Linked DNA regions of Mus musculus: region 1 is linked to region 2. The links are chromatin loops, found by intact Hi-C in ENCODE. Cell type or tissue: left cerebral cortex. All regions are shown on one strand. Links, peaks and the distances in the headings refer to the core of each region. The heading gives the core; the rest is flanking DNA. Region 1 overlaps Cd2 (CD2 antigen). Region 2 has its middle 60 kb from the start of Ptgfrn.

What was found. A loop is a pair of places that touch in the nucleus more often than their neighbours do. Peaks named below come from ENCODE experiments on the same cell type or tissue, not always from the same donor. Only the 100,000 strongest peaks of a DNase experiment are listed, where the experiment ranks them.
Region 1: a loop joins it to region 2, with 2.3 times the contacts of the local background. A loop is called at or near these places in 2 of 42 quality-filtered maps.

The regions. Positions count from the first base shown.
Region 1 is chr3:101,269,501-101,278,480 of GRCm38, reverse strand. Cd2 (CD2 antigen) reads left to right here. Exons shown (of 5, transcript NM_013486.2): 5 at 2,208-2,573. The coding sequence ends at 2,524. Among named protein-coding and RNA genes, the nearest start is that of Cd2, 14 kb to the left of the region's middle. In left cerebral cortex, for the core only: a CTCF peak has its summit at 1,330; DNase peaks (open chromatin) are centred at 1,312 and 4,252.
Region 2 is chr3:101,165,766-101,174,745 of GRCm38, reverse strand. No RefSeq gene overlaps it. Among named protein-coding and RNA genes, the nearest start is that of Ptgfrn, 60 kb to the right of the region's middle. In left cerebral cortex, for the core only: no CTCF peak of the experiment used is centred there; DNase peaks (open chromatin) are centred at 589, 3,473 and 3,942; H3K27ac peaks cover 648 bases.

The sequences.
Region 1 (8,980 bases), core at 716-8,715, 100 kb before region 2:
AGTTTAGTTTTTTCGATGTAAGGTAGACATTTGCACAGATAAAGACGCTAGCTACCACCCCAGATCATACAGCACATAGGCCAAAGCATGACTAGGCTGAGGCAAGACCCCTAGCTCTTGAATTTCTAGGCAGTTTTATCTTGTTCTTATATAACTCTTCTTTAAATTGGACATCTATGGGCCTGGATTTCCTCACCTGCATCTATAGCCCAAACTGAGCCATCAAGAGATGGTCTTATAAGAAAGGAAAAGAACTGAAAGGCTCCTGGAATGATGTTTAGGCAGTGGTAGACCTTGCTGGAGAGGTTGTACTGGGACCCTATGGTTCTGCTCGTAAGAGGTGGGTGGCATAGGTCATAGCAAGTATATGGCTTCCCCAGAGCAAGATTGCTGCCCAACTCAGTGTAAGGGCTCAGCATCTGGTCACACCTCTTACCCTCTCACTTCTCACATGGTTCTTTGCACCTTCTGGTGGTCCCCCACCTTGGTGGAGGCTGACACCGTGATGTGCTGTTTGGCTCTTGTCACTCACGGAGGACAGTGTTGCTGCCTGAGTCATTACTGAGGTGTAGCAATGGGCCTAACACATAGAACACGAGAGAAAGCACAGGAGGGGAAAAAAATGCCACAAACAGAAGAGCCAGCAGAGAGTCATGGGAGCGTGCCACTGTGCAAGAAGGACCACCTGCTGGTCTGTGTCTAGGACCCTGGATTAGGGTCAAAGTCTCACCTATACCCCTCCAAACACCTCAGGCACTTCTGGGGCACCGAACATGGCATAAAGGACATGTTCTGTCTTTTGGGTGTCTTTTTATGTATGTGCTTAGAGCACGCAGGTCCCTCAGGTGTCAAAGCCACCTTGTTTGCCTTTGAGGCTTTGTGTTCGTAGTGCATTTACAGTAGTTACAGTAGCCAGTGTATTACCTGGGGTCCATATGTCAGCCCCCTGGTGATGTGGAGACATGCTTTTCAAGACAAATGTTCTAAAAGGGTACAGGCAACCATTCATTTACCCCGCAGAGAAGCTCCCCCTGGCTCCTTGAGGAAGGCTAAGGCACAGGGAGTGGAATACCAAGAATGTGCCCTGAAGGAGCCCAGCAGTGGCTCCAGGCTTCTGCCAGCTGCCTGTTCCCACAGATTTTCTGTGTGGCTTAAAAACAGTGTAAGAAGATCGACACAGTCTCAGGCTTGTCTTCCTGGACAGAAGCCACACAAAGAAGAAAATCCCCAAGCGTGGGGAAAGGAACCATCTTTCCCACTGAAGCCCAAGAGCCGGGTCTTGCTTACGAATTTTGGAAGAGCTAGCCCATTTCTCAGGGCTAGATTGTCCCTTAGAGGGCACTCCAGTTTCCTTTCAGAATGTGGCTTGTGTGACAATCAAATTGAGCAAAAGGCAGACCTACTGTAGAGACTTCACAGAAGATGTATAGTCTCTGATGCCCTTCACGACCACTCAGACCTGGGTTCAGTGGGCTCGGGCCCTGAGGGTTGTTGCTTAGCAACCTTGCTGATTATCTCTAGGCAGCATCCAGCTACAACTCCCAGATGCAATACTCACTCCAACACTCTAGAGCCTTAAGTACAAAGCTCTCCACCCAGGTGTCTTCTTCCCTCATATTTTTGAGTTCTAAAGAGGCCTAGGTCTCAGGGTATCTATGGCCAACGTTTCTCTCTCCCCTGACACACCCAGAACTTGAAGAGGGTGGGAGTAACTTCCCTTTCCTCTTCACATCTCCTGAAGCCGCTGGTTTGATGCCTATCACATGAAGCGTGTTCAGTGGCCGCATCGTGGGGCTGGGGAGGCAGCTCCATTTCTAAAGTGCTTATTTTTCAAGCATGAGGACTGAAGTAGACTCCTCAGAACCCACATAAGACGGGCAAGGTGGTACTTGCAACCCCAGAGCAGTGGCAGGTGAATTCCCTGGGCCTAGCTGGGCTTCTTGATAAGTTGCAGGGCAAACAGAGACAGAGAGACAGTAAGAGAGAGCAAGAGAGAGAGAGAGAGAGAGAGAGAGAGAGAGAGAGAGAGAGAGAATTAATCTCAAAAAGAAGAAAAGGCGACAGTGCCTAAGAAATGGCATCAGAGGTTATCCCTTGGCACACACATACATGCTTATCTACATATGTACTCACACACACATTTGCACACCCGTGTTAAATTGTTCACTATTGTCAGAATGAGTTCTTAAAACGTCTTGCCATTATAGATGAAGAGCTGGAAATAAAAGCTTCCAGAACAAGCACTGTGGAAAGGGGCCCCAAGCCGCACTCAACCCCAGCCGCAGCAGCGCAGAATTCAGTGGCGCTCCAAGCTCCTCCTCCACCTGGCCATCACCTCCAGACACCTGGCCATCGTCCCTTGCCTCCAGGCCACCGTACCCGTGAGCACCAGCAGAAGAAGAGACCTCCTCCATCAGGCACACAGATTCACCAGCAGAAAGGCCCTCCTTTACCCAGACCCCGAGTTCAGCCAAAACCTCCCTGTGGGAGTGGAGATGGTGTTTCACTGCCGCCCCCTAATTAAGAAGGCAGAGTTCGTCATTTCCAATAAAAAGCTGTGTGGATTTATCTTCTTCAGGTGAGCATGCCCACTCTTCCGTCTAGTGTTTAATGGAAGTAGGACCCAAGTGCCTCCCGAGACTTGCAGGACAAAGTGGTGTCTTTTGATTCAGCTACACAGTCACTTGGTCTGGCCTCTGGAATCTGAGGCCTCTTCTTAGATCTGTCGCGGCAGAAACACAGAAACCACAAACATGTGCACATAAGGATGTTGGACAAGCAGCATAAAGGTTTCACCTTCCTCTCAGGTCCTCTACCCATGTGAGCTACCACATGACCGCTGGCTCATGTCCTACAGAGCTACCTGAGCAGAGGTTCGAGTCCCCCAGGTGCCCCAATGGACACTGGCCACTTCCCTTGAGCAGGGGTAAAATAAAAATTTAACCCTGCTTGTTTTAGAAAGGAGACCAGGGTCTGAGATAGGAAGCTGCAAACTGGGAAAGAGGCTGGTTGGGGTGACAATATCAAATCTGGTCCACTCGGGCCACTGGATTGATCTTAGGAGCCATCACCTGAATGACCAGAACCGACACCTGTGTATCAGCTGCAAAGGGGTCCCAGCATCTTGTGTAGACACCTTTGTACACATACTTTAACAACAGGTGCCCCATGGACACTCAGTTTCTTGACCACTCAAATGGGCTCACAATGGTCTGTAGCATTATTAGTGTAAAGAGGGAGCCTCTATAGATACTGGAGATACCAAGAACCCATCAGGTAACATCCAGAGGGCAGGCTAATACGCCTCTGGCTCCATTCCTGAGTTCTGTAGGTGACACTCATGAACAGGGCAGAGCAGTCTCACTAGCAGTATGGCAGACCCACCCTGGAGAGGCTGAGGTTGGGGGAGGTGTTCGGTTAAAATTGGAAACTCATCTACCAGAGGCACCTGCTTTACAACACAGGGCACACTTGTGGCCCGCTCTGCCCACTTCTTGTCTTCTTAGGCTGGTAAGCCTGGGTAAGAGCTGGCAGGAAGCTCTGAGGGTAAACCACAAAGACTGAATATACTAAGGACTTCCTGTGAGGGCTCAGCTATGCTTTACTTTCAATCTGGTACCTTTTGTTTAGACCCCAGTAAATGACTAGGTCAAAGACAAACTAAGTCCTATGCCCCATTCCCTTTTATTTTCAAGACAGGGGTTTTTCTGTGTAGCCCTGGCTGTCCTAGAACTAGCTCTGTAGACCAGGCTGGCCTAGAAGTCACAGAGATCCACCTGACTCTGCCTGTCGAGTGCTGGGATGAAAGGTGATCACCACCACCGCCTAGCCATGTCCCACACCTTTCGAAATGTTCAAACATTAGTTCCAGTTACACAGGATCTACCCGGGCAGGAGAAGAGTAGACGGTCTCTGACTTGAGGATTTCATCTCCATCTCAGTCCCAAGCGATGGGCTTGGAGTCCACTGGCCTTCCTGATGCAATAGCTTCTCTGCCTCCAACCCTTCAGAAAGCCTTCTTTCTTTTCCATCCTCTCGCCCTGCCTTTCTTCTACTGTTCTGTAACATTTTGTATGGCACAGGACACATCTAGCATGCGATGTTTGGTCCTTTATGACAGTCCCTTTATTCATTTGATAGTCATTGAACTCTGCTGTGAATCTGTGTTAGAATCTAGAAGGAGACACTAAAAGCAAGAGGAACAATGACATCTGTGTATCTAGGCAGCTCAAGAGGCAAGGCAGGCAGTGGGCCAACGACAACACAAATGGAGCCTGTATTGGCAAACACAGATCAGAGGCAAGCCAGGGAGCTCAAGAAAAGGCAGGCCGAGGACTGGGTCACTAAACTGGGGTGGCATGGGAGCTTCCGGGAGGGGTGACGTCTGAGTTGAGCTGTAACAGGCTAGAACAGCTAAAGGTAAGAGATGCTAATAGACTGGAAGCAAGGATGCAGTTACCCATGGCGAGGAAAGGGCAGCTGCTGTAGTCCTTTCCAACTGTCTTGTTTCGCCAAACTGTCTTGTTTTGCAAGGTCGCATGAACTTTTCCTGGGAGATGTAAACATCTGCTTATTCCAGACAGGTCAACAGCAACAGACAACAGCACAGCTCCATGGAAGTCTAACTTAGTAAACTAGTGAGTTTGTCGGGTATACTTACAGAGCATGAGTGAGGGGTTACTCACAGGAGGAGCATGAGTAACTCCAAAGAGGCCACATTACTGAAAATCTCACTGTACCATAGAAGACGATTTCTCCATAGCTGCATAGATAAGCCCCCTTCAACCAATCTTCTTTTCTGGAGACTTGTAGCTTAGCAGAACTATACACAGATGGGAGGGTGGTGCAGAAGGGTGTGGCTGAGATTCCAAGAGAGACCAGATAACTCTGACCACCCTTCCTTCTATAAGAGGAGGTCAGTCAACAGTAGTGGAAATAACCTGTATTGTTTTGGGGTCCTCTCTGACCAACAACTTTAGGGAGGTAGCTCATTCCTGGGCCTGGGCGTTTCCATTAGTAACCTCTGCTCTTTGGAATATCTTTTTTCAACCAAACAGGATTCCTTTTGCTCATTCTTTAACCATTGCTGTAACATCGACAGGCATAGGCTGTTGGGACGTTTTCTCAATCATCTTAATGAGTATCATCTATGCCTACCTCAACCATAAGGCTCCTAAGAGTGCCACAGCAATGCCTGGCTCATGTATCTTTGTGACCTGGTTTCCCATCCTTGTTCCCTTAAGCGCACCTGTTGTCTTTCAGATGATGTTTCTAAATCTGTAAAATACTTGGAAGCCGACGTCATAGCATCTATGTAACGAATCATTCTTAGAAAGGGTGGCAGGATCTCTGAAGACTACCACCATGGGTTCCGAGAAGTGTCTCAGTAGACAGCAGCTAAAGAGAGAGCAAAGGATGGGATTGGTGAGGTTCATACAGCACCAACAGATTTCGTTGTCTCTCTGAAAAGGTCGTTGCTGGGCACAGGGGCTTGGATGGAAGGCACTACCCTACGTCGTTCACCACCGTTTCTATGAGCGATTAAGCGTCTTCATCCTGGTGAACCTCATGGGGATCTACAGGCATCTCCTCCACTGCTACAGACAGCTCAGAGCTAATACAAACTGGCTGGCTTAGCCCAGAGTCAAGAAGGGGAGACTTTGTCACATATCTACCGGGTACTCCCTTTCCTTTTAGCCCCTCCCACCTCCTACCACCCCCCCCCCCCATATGAAATGGCAAACCTCCACCTCCACCTCATCTCATCCTTTATCCAATTTGCTCTGCAAGCCAGAGGTTAGGGGAGAATAGCACCCACACATCTCTTTCATATTGCAAGTCATCCCTTACATGGCCAGATCATCTGGATATATGGCCCAGCCTACACTGTGTGTCTTAGCTCCCATAGCAAAGGCAATGCAACTTCTGGCAGCTTCCACAGGCTCCTCCTTCAGGTTTTCTCTTGTAAGGGACTAAAGTGCATTCTTGGGGCTATCAGCCATCCTCAGGATGTCCCTGTTCTTTCTAGGCTGGCCACATTTGTCAAAGAGGCATACCATCTGCAGTGGCTTGAAGGAGAATGGCCCCCATAGACTCATATTTGCAAGCTTAGTCCCCACTTGGTGAGCTGTTTGGAAGGATTAGGAGGTGTGGCCTTGCTGGAGAAGGTGTGTCCTGGGGGTGGGCTTTGAAGTTTCAAAAGCCTGCTACAGATCTAGTCTCTCTATCTGTCTGTCTATCCCTCCCTCCCTCTCCCTCCCTCCCTCCTCCTCCTTCTCTCCTCCTTCTCCTCCGTCTCCTCCCCCTCCTCCTCCTTCTTCCTCTCTCTCTCTGTCTCTCTGTCTCTCTGTCTCTCTGTCTCTCTGTCTCTCTGTCTCTCTGTCTCTGTCTCTGTCTCTCTCTCTGCTGCCTCAGGTCCAGGATGTAAAGCTCTTCTCCAGCATCCTGCCGGCCTGTGTGCTGCCATGTTTCACACCATGATTATAAGGGAGCAAGCTTCAGAAACTGTCAGCAAGCTCCCAGTCAAATGCTTTCCTCTATAAGGGTTGCCTTGGTCATAGTGTCTCTTCACAGCAATGGACACTAAATAATGTACCACCCCATTAAAAAAAAAAAAAAGGCAGCCTCACCAGCCCTCTGTATCCCCAGGGTTCTCCATCTCCATGCTCACTGGGCTGTGATTATTCCATTTCCAAAGGCTCGCTGATGTGTTTGCCACCTCACTGTACACGCTCTTCCCACTGTGCATGTGGTTCCCTCTCCTGCACCACTTATACCTGTGGCTTGATAATGGGTGACAACTATTAACATCTAGTCATTGGAAAAGGGCACCTCTGGTTGTAAATTAATCAGTAAGCGTTCCCTAAGGTGACACGTAGCCTGCTCTGAGTTGGATACACCTGAGTCAGTTCCCTAACACTCATCCCCTGGGAGAGATGGATAGCAGTCTCTACTGGAGGCATTAGAGGCTCAAGAATACATCTATGAAACCACCCCACAAGACCTAGCCTGAGCCACAGCCTGCTGCCACTGCCCTGGAAGCAGGATGATCCTGATAGTACATCTGGACCTCAGTCTTCAAGGCAGCCTGCTGCTTTAGTCACAGCTCCATAGAGTTAGGGCCAAGGGCAGTTCTGACCTTTGCATCAGCCAATCTGCTTACTTTGGGGTATCACTACCCACCCATCCTGGTCAGAGTTAACACAGGGGAGGTGCTTGCAGCTGATGACTAGAGGTGGGCTATAGACCTTCCTGGATTCAAGCAAACACTCAGCCAATTCTAGAGAGATCAAAGGAACCAGCCAAGTCCAACCCAGACATATGGACTGAGGAGGCCATGTCCAGATGCAGAGTTGTCCTCAGTCAGAGGCAGGTCAAGGGCAACAGAAGGTCGGCGTCCCAGTGAAGGCTAGTAACTCATCGCATGCACCAGCTTTCACTTCCTCCTGAAGCTCTGCATCATTACACTAAACTGAACAACACAAAAGGCCTGAGCCACAGGAAAGGAAGAATGGGAAAAACAATAGCAACACATTTTGGGGAACTAGAGAAAGCAGATGACGGTTGGTAGCTAAGAGACTCTAAAAGTTGAGTCGACACCATTTTAGTTCTCAATTGCTGTGAGAAAACACCAGAACCAAGGCAACTTATAAAAGTAAGCACTTAATTTGAGGTTCACAGGTCCAGTGGGTGAGAGTCCGTGACCATCATGGCGGATAGCATGGCAGCTGGCAAGGTACTGAAGCAGTAGCTGAGAGCTTACATTTGATCCACAAACAAGAGGCAAAGAGAGCATGGGCATTTTCAAACCTCAAAGCTACACCCAGTGACATACCTCCTGTCACAAGGTCAAACCCCCTAATCCTTCCCAAATAGTTCCACCAGCTAAGATCAAGTATTCAAGTGTATTAGCCTATGGTGGCCATTTTCACTCAAACTCCTACAAATACGAAGGCAGCAAGGAAAAAGACAGCATAAATGTGCTCACAGCATTAAATCCTGACTGTCAGGAACTGGAGTCACCATTAAGAACCGGAAGCACAATGTCTCTCCAGGAGGATAGATGAGGTTACAATGGAAGACCGGTGCAAGATCAGTTAAAGGAGCAGTTAGGGTCAGACACAGTACACACCACTGGAACCCCAGGAGGCTGAGACAGGAGAATCATAAGTTCAATGTATGAGACCCAGGTAGGAAGAGAGGGAGAGTTACACCCATTTCTGTGCCCAGTAAGGATCGATTGCTGCCAGTAGAAGCCTTATGGTTCTTCTCCATAGATGGTAAAACACACGGTTCCTGGATTAGAGGACACTGGGAATAGTTGACAGTAGAGTATACATTAAATATGAGAGGTTAGATAACCATTTTCTACTGAAAGTGGGGGCCCAGGTGGCAAAGATCAGGTAGAATTGTTCATGATAAGGCAGACTATTGGAAAATGACCCACTAGCATCAAAGTTTTATTAGCTGAAGAGAGAAAGCCTAACAGTATCAACACCCAGGCTTCCCTGGGTGATGTTCCAACATCAATGCTCCGTGGCCCTGGGGTGCATTCTGAAGTCACTGAGCACCACCTCCTCACAGAGAGTTCAACCCCTAATGCTCCCCTCTTAGACACCAGCAGATGGTCATGGACCCTGATGGAGATGAAGAAAATAATGGGAGAGGTAAGGTTCGAATGCACAGAAACATGCAGGAGAGAACAAGGTGAGACAGCCCACAGCTTTAATGCCCTACAAAGAATGGGGAACTACTTGTTCATGAAAAAAAAAAAGAACAAAAAACTATAAAAAAGGAATATTTAGAGAACAAAGACTGTCCTAGAGAATTACAAATACAATAGTAAAATCAGACAAGTGTGCTCAAAATAGAAGATAGACATTTCAGAAGAAAGGGCAGAGCAGGTTTATTGCCCATGAGATAATTCTAGAACGCTTTCAGAATGGAAGGGCATAACCTCCATATTAAAAGGTCTCACTAG
Region 2 (8,980 bases), core at 561-8,560:
TTGGTTTTATTTTATTTTTTTATTTAGTCAACTTTTATTCCAAAGGTGGTTGCTGTTGTTATTGTTGTTGTTGTTGCTGCTGCTGTTGTTGGCTATTGTAAATTGTTTTCCCAATTTCTTTCTCAGTATTGTCATTAGCAAATTGGATGGCATTTGCATAATTTTTTATCCTGCCACTTTTGTAAATAAAAGTTTTCTTCTGGAGTCTTTAAGGTCTTTTATGTAGAGAGTCACATATACAAAAGCACATACACACACAGACACACACACACATGTATACACACACATATATACATACATTCACATATCTCTGGAGTACATCCAATTAAACCATAGTGACTGACCTTTTAGATATACTTTTGAATTTGTTTGGCAAGTATCTTGTTGAGAATTATTTGTGCCCGTGTTCATCAGGAGGATTGGCCTATGAGAGCTTCGTGGTTGTATCTTTAGGTCAGGGTAAAACTACCTTCCTGAGAGAGTTTGGTGGTGTCCTTTCCTTCTTGATTTTGTGTAACGATGTGAAGCATTGGCGTTAGTTCTTCTCTAAAGGTTTGCTGAGATTCACCAAGGAGTCCATCTGGAGCTGTTCTTTTTTTAGTCGGAGGATTTTTAATCACTGCTTCAACCTCACCGCTTGCTACAGATCTGTTTAAATAGTATATCTTGTTCTGGTTTAATTTTGGTAGGCCATATGCATCTAGAAATTCATTTATTTCTTTTAGATTTTTTCCAACTTAGTGCAATATATGTTTTTAAGGTATGACACAATGATTTTTCTGGATTTTATTGCTTTGGGTTTTTTTTGGTGGCTTCATTTTCATCTCTAATTTTATTAATTTAAGTTCTATCTCTTGTTCTTTTGTTTAATCTGGCTAAAGGTTTGTCAATCTATTTATCCTCTTAAAATCCATCTCTGTCATTTATTCTTTGTATTATTATATTTATCTTGTTCCCACTTCATTAATTTCTGATATGAATTTTCTCTTTTCATATTCTCATTAGAGGTTTAGCCTGTTCTTTTCTCGAGGCCCTGGGGTATATATATTGCTAAGTTAGAGAGAAATCAGATCTCTCCGATTTCTGTGTAGGCATTTAGAGCCATAAACTCCCCTCTTTGAACTGCTTTAATTGTCTCTTATAGGTTTTTATTTGTGTTTTCATTTGATTCTAGATTTTTAAAATTTCTTTCTGGATTTCTCCCAGGACCCACTCATTGTTCAATGGGTTATTATTTAATCTCTAAGAGGCTGTATACATTTGGAGGGTTCTTTTGGTATTGACTTGTAGACATACTCCATTGTAATCAGCTAGAATTCAAGGCATTGTTTCAGTTGCCCGATATTTCTTAAGACTTGTGCTGTGTCCTATTATATGATCTACTTTACAGAGAGTTCTGTAGGTTGCTGAGAAAAATGTGTATTCTGCAGGATTTGGATGGAATATATTCTATGATGTCTGTTAAGTTCATTTGTCCATGATGTCATTTAACCTCTATATTTCTCTATTATTTTATTTTTTGCAGAATGACATGTCGATTGGTGAGAGTTAGGTGTGTCCTCACTGTTTGAATGAGAACGATCCCACAGCTTTATATTGGTGAGAGTTAGATGTGTCGTCACTGTTTGAATGAGAGTGATCCCACAGCCTCATATTGGGATAGTTGGTCTGCCACTGGTAGAACTGGTTACAAAGGGTTAGGAGGTGTGGCCTTGTGAAACTATGTCACTGAGGATGGGCTTGGAGGTTTCAAAAGTCCACACCTTCCTGGCATGGTGCTGCACACCTTTAAACCCAGCACTGAGAGGCAGAGGCGGACAGATCTCCTTGAGTTTAAGACCAGCCTGGCCTACAGAGCAAGTTCTAGGACAGCCAAGGCTATGTAGAGACCCTGTCTCAAAAACAAAACCAAACAAAACAAAACAAACAACAAAACCCAAATAGAACATCATTCTCAGTTAGCTCTCTGCCTCCTGCCTCCAATTTGTAGATGTAATCTCTCAGCTACTGTCCCAGCACCATGTGTGCTTGCCTGCTGTCAGACTTCCTGCTATGATGATCAGGGACTCACCTCTAAAACTGTAAGGAAGTCCCTAATAAATGCTTTCTTTTGTAAGTTGTCTTGGTCATGGTGTCTCTTCAAAACAATAGAAAAGTAACTAAGCCACCAGTTACTATTGTGATTGGATCAATCTGTATTGTTTATGAATCTGGATTTACCCGGTTTGGTTCGTATCTGTCTAACACTGTAACATCCTCTGGATGGACTGCTTCCTGAATCATCAGGAAGTATTCTTCTTTATCTTTTATCACCAGTTTTGTGTAAGCTTATTTTGTCAGATATTAGACTTTGCTAGTCTCCTAGGTCCACCTGCTTGGAGAACTGTTTTCTATCCTTTCCCCCTAGGGCAGCAACCATCTTTTGCCATGAAGTAGCTCTCTGGAGACAGAAAATAGGTAGTTGGTTTGATAGGCTTGTTTTTGTTTTTTGTTTGTTTGTTTGTTTGTTTTTAAAATCCAATCTACCAGTCAGTTGGCTGGAGACTGAGGCCTCTGAGATTCACGATTATTATGGAAAGGCTTGCACCGCTACCTGGCTTCTGGTGGATGGTGTCATTTGTTGTTTTCTTCCTGCTCTGGTTGGTTTGTTTACCATGTTTTTTTTTTTTTTTTTTAGCTTGTGACCTCATGGATGGATTAGTTTTTCTCTTCAGCCTGAAGGATTCCTTCAAGCATCATCTACAGAGTTGCCTCAGTCTTTATAAATTCCTTCATTCTTATTATGGGAAGCTTTCATTTTCCCTTCAATTATGATAGATAGCTTTGCTGGGTATAGGAGTCTGCGCTGACAGCTGCTGCCCTTCAGAAACTGAAATACATAATTCCAAGACCTTCTGGCTTTTAGAGTCTTGTTTGAGGAACTGGCTGTCACTCTGACAACCTGTCTTCATACGCAAGCCTGTGTTTCTCTTTTCCCCCTTTTAATATACTTTCTTTGATTTGTGTGTTTATTATTTTAATTATAATATAAGGGAGGTTCTTTTCCAGAGTTTTCTAGCTGCAGTCATAAAATCCTCCTGGACCTGCATTACCATCTTTTTTTTTTTTCCTTAATTCTGAGAACTTTCCCCTTATGAGTCCTTTAAAAATGCTTTCTGCAACCCATATACTTGGTGTCTTCGGAGGAGGATATATACTTGGTTATTCACACGGCACCCTCCGTGTAATTTTGTCTGCGTCTGTTTGCTTGCTGCAGTCTCCCACCTCGGCCTCGGGCTCAGACACTCTCATCTCCTCACCCCTTTCTACTGAAGAGACTTCTCACAGATCTTATTTATGTTTCTCATCTCCGGCATTTCTCCAGGATTCCTTCCTCTTTGCTGAATTCTTCTTACATATGTTACACCGTCTTCCTATTTTATTCGGTTGTTTGAACTCTCAATCACGATCTCGTTTTCTTCTTTCATTTCTTAGGACACGCTACGAGCATTCTTCCGGCTTTTCTGCCCAGGAATCTGTCTCCCTCGTTCTCCGTGGATGACATTGCTGCAGCGGTCTCTTGGCTTTTTCACTTTTCTTTATGTTGCTGAATTGGGATTTATGCATCTGGGGTTATTTCCCTGCTTGAGGTTTTTAGATCAGCCATGTGCTTCCAGTTGAAGTATTTGCATGTTCAAGTGGGCCTTGGATATGGTAGAGGTGAAATATATAAATCAGAAGACAGCTCCACTGTCCTGGAGCTCAGGGTCTGCTGATGCTGAATTACCCCTCAGTAGAATGTTAACTTTCCCCTGAAACCTTTTGTAGCCTGGGTCTTGTCTTCATACCTGTTTTTCAGAATCATGGTGGGTTCTCACAGTGATGCAAATATCAAATCTGGGGCAAAGCTGAGATGCTATTTTCAACTTGGCGAGGAGTCCTCACAGTTTCCTAGTGTATCATCTGAATGGTGAAATTTTTTAAAGTAATTTTAGAAGTAAATATATGTGCGAGTGTGTGGGCACGTGCCTGTCACCCGGCACGAGGAAGGCAGAAGCAGGAGGATTGCCCTTCCTGAGCTACACAGCAAGACCTTCCCCCCCCCCACCCCGGTCTCCATAAATAAATAAATAAATAAAAACAGAATAAGAAGTAAAAATGCCAATAGAGTATGAACTGAAAAGCCCAAACCTACCTCTAGACCATACCCTCTTCTCTCACTCTCTAAAGGTTACCCTAGTAACAGAGTTTTTCGTACACGTCGAGGCAATGTTTCTGTATACATAAGCATCTGTGATCCAGATGTTGGTCATCCATCCCATCTGTTTGGCTGACTCTTTAACTCCATGCCACACTTGACACAGAACTCGGCCCTTTGACCAGCATTTACAGGATATCCAATCACACCGAATATATCCTGATGGTTAAAGAATTATTAAAGATTGATTGGCCAAGGAGCAGGGTCATGTTACGCAGCATCAGCTTCTCTCCCTGTCCAACCAAAACAAAGCTGTGTTGAACTGTCTCTGCGTGTTGTCAGCCTGCACCACAGCCAGGGACTGCTCACCCCGGCCTCTGCTTATCCAATGCTGACACATGCACCCTTGTTCCAAGGCACTTGTATTTTCCACCACTACCCTTCTCCTCCCAGTCCCCGCCACCCCAGTTGTAAGGGCAGACTACATTTTACTTCAACAACTGTTGTCTGGCCAACATTTAGCTTGCTTCTGGTTTTTCTTTTGTTTGTTAGCCCTCATCGTAATTAGAATGGCAGAAGTGACATCTCTGTACACTTGTGAGGTTGCTACGGGGCAGATTCTTAGAAGTGTAAAATTTGACTCAAGGATACAGGCATTCATAGTTTGGACACATTGTGATAACTGGTTATGTCAAGGAAAAATAAAAGTGGCATGAATGTTCCAACTCATAGGACATGGCAGTGGCCCCGGGTCTCAGTGCCTTGTTCAGTACTGACTGTTACCAAATGGTGTCTGCCATCTTTATTGATGTAAAGGGGAAGATATGGATTCCCGTAGTGGTGATGAGTAATGTTAAAGCAACTTCCATCTATTTGTATGCCATTTAGTGTGTGTGTGTCTGTGTGTGCTTCTGTGTGTGTGTGTGTGTGTGTGTGTGTGTGTGTGTGTGTGTAGGAGTGTGGGGGCTGGCACACTTACAGTATGAGAAATGAACCCAGGCCTCACAAGCATGGGACAAGCTCCTCCTCTGAGCTCCACTCCCTCAAGAACACTCACATTTCTTCTTTACTTCCCCCCCCCCCGCCCCCATACAAGCTCTCAGTGTCCACCACAAACCTTAGTTCCTGCTGGTTCAGCCTCTCCACTGTGCTCAGCTGTTGCATTCTCTTACTCTGAACGTTTTCTCTACTCCTTCTCTTCCTCCCCTTCTTCTTTCTCCTTCTCCCCTCCTCCTTTGTCCCTTCTCCCTTCCTCTCCTCTTCCCCTCCTCCCTCTCTTCCTTTCCCCTTCCTCCTATGCTCCTCCTCCACTTCCTCTTTTTTCTCCTCTTTCTCTCCTCTTCATCCTCCTCTTCCTCCTCCTCCTCTTCCTCCTGGCCAAATCTTTACATAGGCACCAAGTGCACCAGGAGAGGCCTCTCCTCCTTGGAGGGATCACCTCCCTTTGTTTCCAGGCCACGTCTGTCTTGTGATTCTCACGGGCTCCTCTTGGTCTCTGTGTTGGCTTTTTGCTTATCTGTCTCAAGAGGTCACTGTCTCAAGTTCCCCGGTGTTCCAGCTACATTTTCCTCTCCTCTGCTATGCAGTGACCTCAGCTCCTGGAATGAGAGGCACCTTTCATCTACTACTATGTCCTAGCTTGTACCAGGCATTCTGAGTTCTTTCTGTAGTATGAGATCCTATGAGGTCAGTGTACCAGCTCCAGTCTCCACATGAGGACATGGGGCTTACAGACTAACCTGCATGCTGGCCCCCCACCTGTGCAGCTGTGACTGTCCAGTGTCCTCTCCTGTTACTCTCCTCACCGTGTCCCCTTTCCCTGCAGGGACTGACTCTGAGCTGCTGTCACTCAAGACCTCCCTTACTCTCCAACCCAAGTATCCAACTCCTCCCTAGAAACCTCTACCTGGAATCTGCATGAAATCCCTGTAGCATGCTCCCCAACCTGCCCTTGCAGGGAGGTCCCCCAGGCTCTGCTAATAGTCATGATGTCCTATAGAAACAACCCTCCCCTTCCCTCTGTCACTGCTTTAGCACTTATGCCACATGCTTCCCACCCTGTCTCTGCACACCGTACTCCAGCCCAGCTATACGCCCAAGGGGAGTCTCCTTTAAGTATAACAATCCTAAAGGGTCTGACTTTATCAGAACAGCAGTTGGGAAACCAGGAATGTTAAACACTCACTTGCCTCTTCTCAATGGGCGAGATAAAACATGGTTCCCACCAACGTCCCCCAGAAGGCTGGGAGTGGATTTTATTAACAGTCCGGTGGCTTTTCAGCCATCTGTGGAGGCAGATTTCAGCCACCTTTTGCTACAGAGGCAGACCTCAGCCAAATCCCCCAGAACAATAATCCCAGACTCTTCTCACCCTAGACTGTCACCCATCCTTAGGGGAGATGTCGTATGTATCTTATATAGCCTGCAGACCCACCTCTATGCTATTGGACAGAGACCACTTCAGATTCTAGGCCTTTTAGCTCTGGAACTCACCCTCATGGCCACAAGTGCATTGTAAAGGACTTTCTATGTGTTCACACTTTAAGCTTTTTTTGTGCACCTGGGATCAGAGTGATTACCGCCTGGAAACCTCTTCCCAAACTGTAATGTGTTTTAAATACGCTGACAATGACCCACCCATCCCTAGACTCCCCAAAGGCTGTGCAGGTTGACAAGGTCACTCTGAATTGTGTTTTCATCCTCATCTCTTTGCAGATTCCTGCCTGCATGGACACCTGCAGGGCCCCCTACAAGCTCCTAAAGGAGTATGTGAGTTCATATGTTTAAAATAATGCATTATGCTAATTCCATCATCAGCTAGGCTGACCTCAGCACTCAGGAGGCAGAGGCAGGAGGATGGCCACAAATCCTAAGCCAGACTGTTTTACCTAGTGAGTGCCAGGCCAGCCTGACCGTATCTGATCTCTTAATCAATATTAGACTCTGTCTTGCCCTCTGGAAAGTCGGTTCCTAGTGTCTGAAGAGACACTCAGCAAGCCTCCGTTCCCAAGGTTCTGATGGGCACCTCTGGTTTTCCTGTGGGCATCCCTGGTTTTGCCATACATCTGGTCAACCAAAATCCTCTGTGGCTTTGCACACACTCTTCCCTAGCTGGGAGCACCCTTCCCTCAGCAGTGCATGGGATTAAAACCAGGTTTGCTAGGCAAATGCTCTGTCATTGAGCTTTGTCCCTTGTTTTCATTATTTATACTTTGAAACAGTCTCACTAAATTGCCCAGGCAAGTCTTAGTTTCCTTTGTCATTTGTTTTAAGAGATGTTATCTCACACATCTCAAGCTGCCCCTACCTTGCTCTATCACAGAGGCTAACCTTGAACTGCCGACCTTTCTTAATCCACCTCCCAAATGCTATATAGCTTTAGGCATGTGCTACCACACCCAGTAACCTGGAGCTCTTGATCCTCCTGCCTCAGCCATCAACTATCTGAGATTACAGGCCTGTGCCACTGAGCCCAGCTCTGGGCTTGAGCACAGCTAAACCCTTCAGATCAAACTTAAGTGGTGTTTTTTCTTCCTGAGGCTGGCCTGGATCCTTCCGTCCCGATTCCCAGGCATCTGTCTCTGACCTCCTTTTCCGTTCATCTGACATTGCCCTGGTGTTCTGTGTCCATCCATCTCCAAGGCAAGGCGGCCAGCAAAGCCTTTCTGATCCATTCTCATCTCTGTGTGTGGCACTCACAAGGTGACTTGGAAATGTGCATGGAATTAACATGTTCTGTGTGTTAAGTGTTCACCAGCCCCTCCCCCATCAGAACTAGTGCTGTGAAGAAAAGAAACAACAGGACCCTGGTACAGCATCCGGACACATGGGAAGGGCGGCATCACCGTTTCTACATCTTAGTCTGAAGTGGGACATTAGCCCCATCATCTTGCCAAGTTGTTCCCCCAAATCAACAGGATAGCCATGAAGATCCGTGTGTATTTGATAGTGTACGTGGCAGCCAAAAAAATCCAATCAAGATGTAAGTAGATATGAAGTTGTAGCTGTAGGAGAGGAAGGTAGGAAGCCTTTCCTTCTCAACTACATGGTGAGGGGCATGACTGATCCCTCCACCACGAAGGACAGGTTAACATGGAAGCCATGATCAGTGTATCTAACCAAAGCTTTATTTCATGGAAGAACCTTTACGAGTGAAGACTCGAACCCCAAGGAAAAGTCTTTCTGCTTCTTTAATGAAGAAGAGACAGCCATGAACAAATGGATCACCCAAAAGGTGTGGCCCAATGTAAAAGACAGAGGGACACCCAGTGAAGCCTCCCTGTACAGCCTGCCTTTCTCCCTAAGATTAGACTGGACCCCCTGGTGTGAGGCCTTCAGAGGAGAAGGAGGGAGAGAGTGGCCTTGTTGGGTGGCTTTGGGAGAGAGAGGTTGGAGTCTCGATGGCACACCCTGGGTAAGGGGAATTCTGGGATCTATGAGGGAGATGACAGAAGGGTGGGAGAAGGTTAGAGAAGAGAGAGAGAGAGAGAGAAAGAGAGAGAGAGAGAGAGAGCGAGAGAGAGCTTTTTCTCAGGCTACATCTGAAGCTTCTAGTCTCTTGTGCTACGAGGTATTGAGCAGATACCAGCACTACACTCGGAGAGGCTTTGTTTTGCTTTGTGCCCTAACCTAGCCAAGGACAGAAGACAAATAATACTTTCCAGGAAATAGATTGATCCTTAGAAAGAATGTGGGTGTTTGAGACAAGTTTAAATTTATAGTGCCTGACATATGAACCCTGAAACAGCCTTGACCTGACAAAGCTGGGGTCAGATTCCCTCAGGGGACATGTGGTGATGTGGA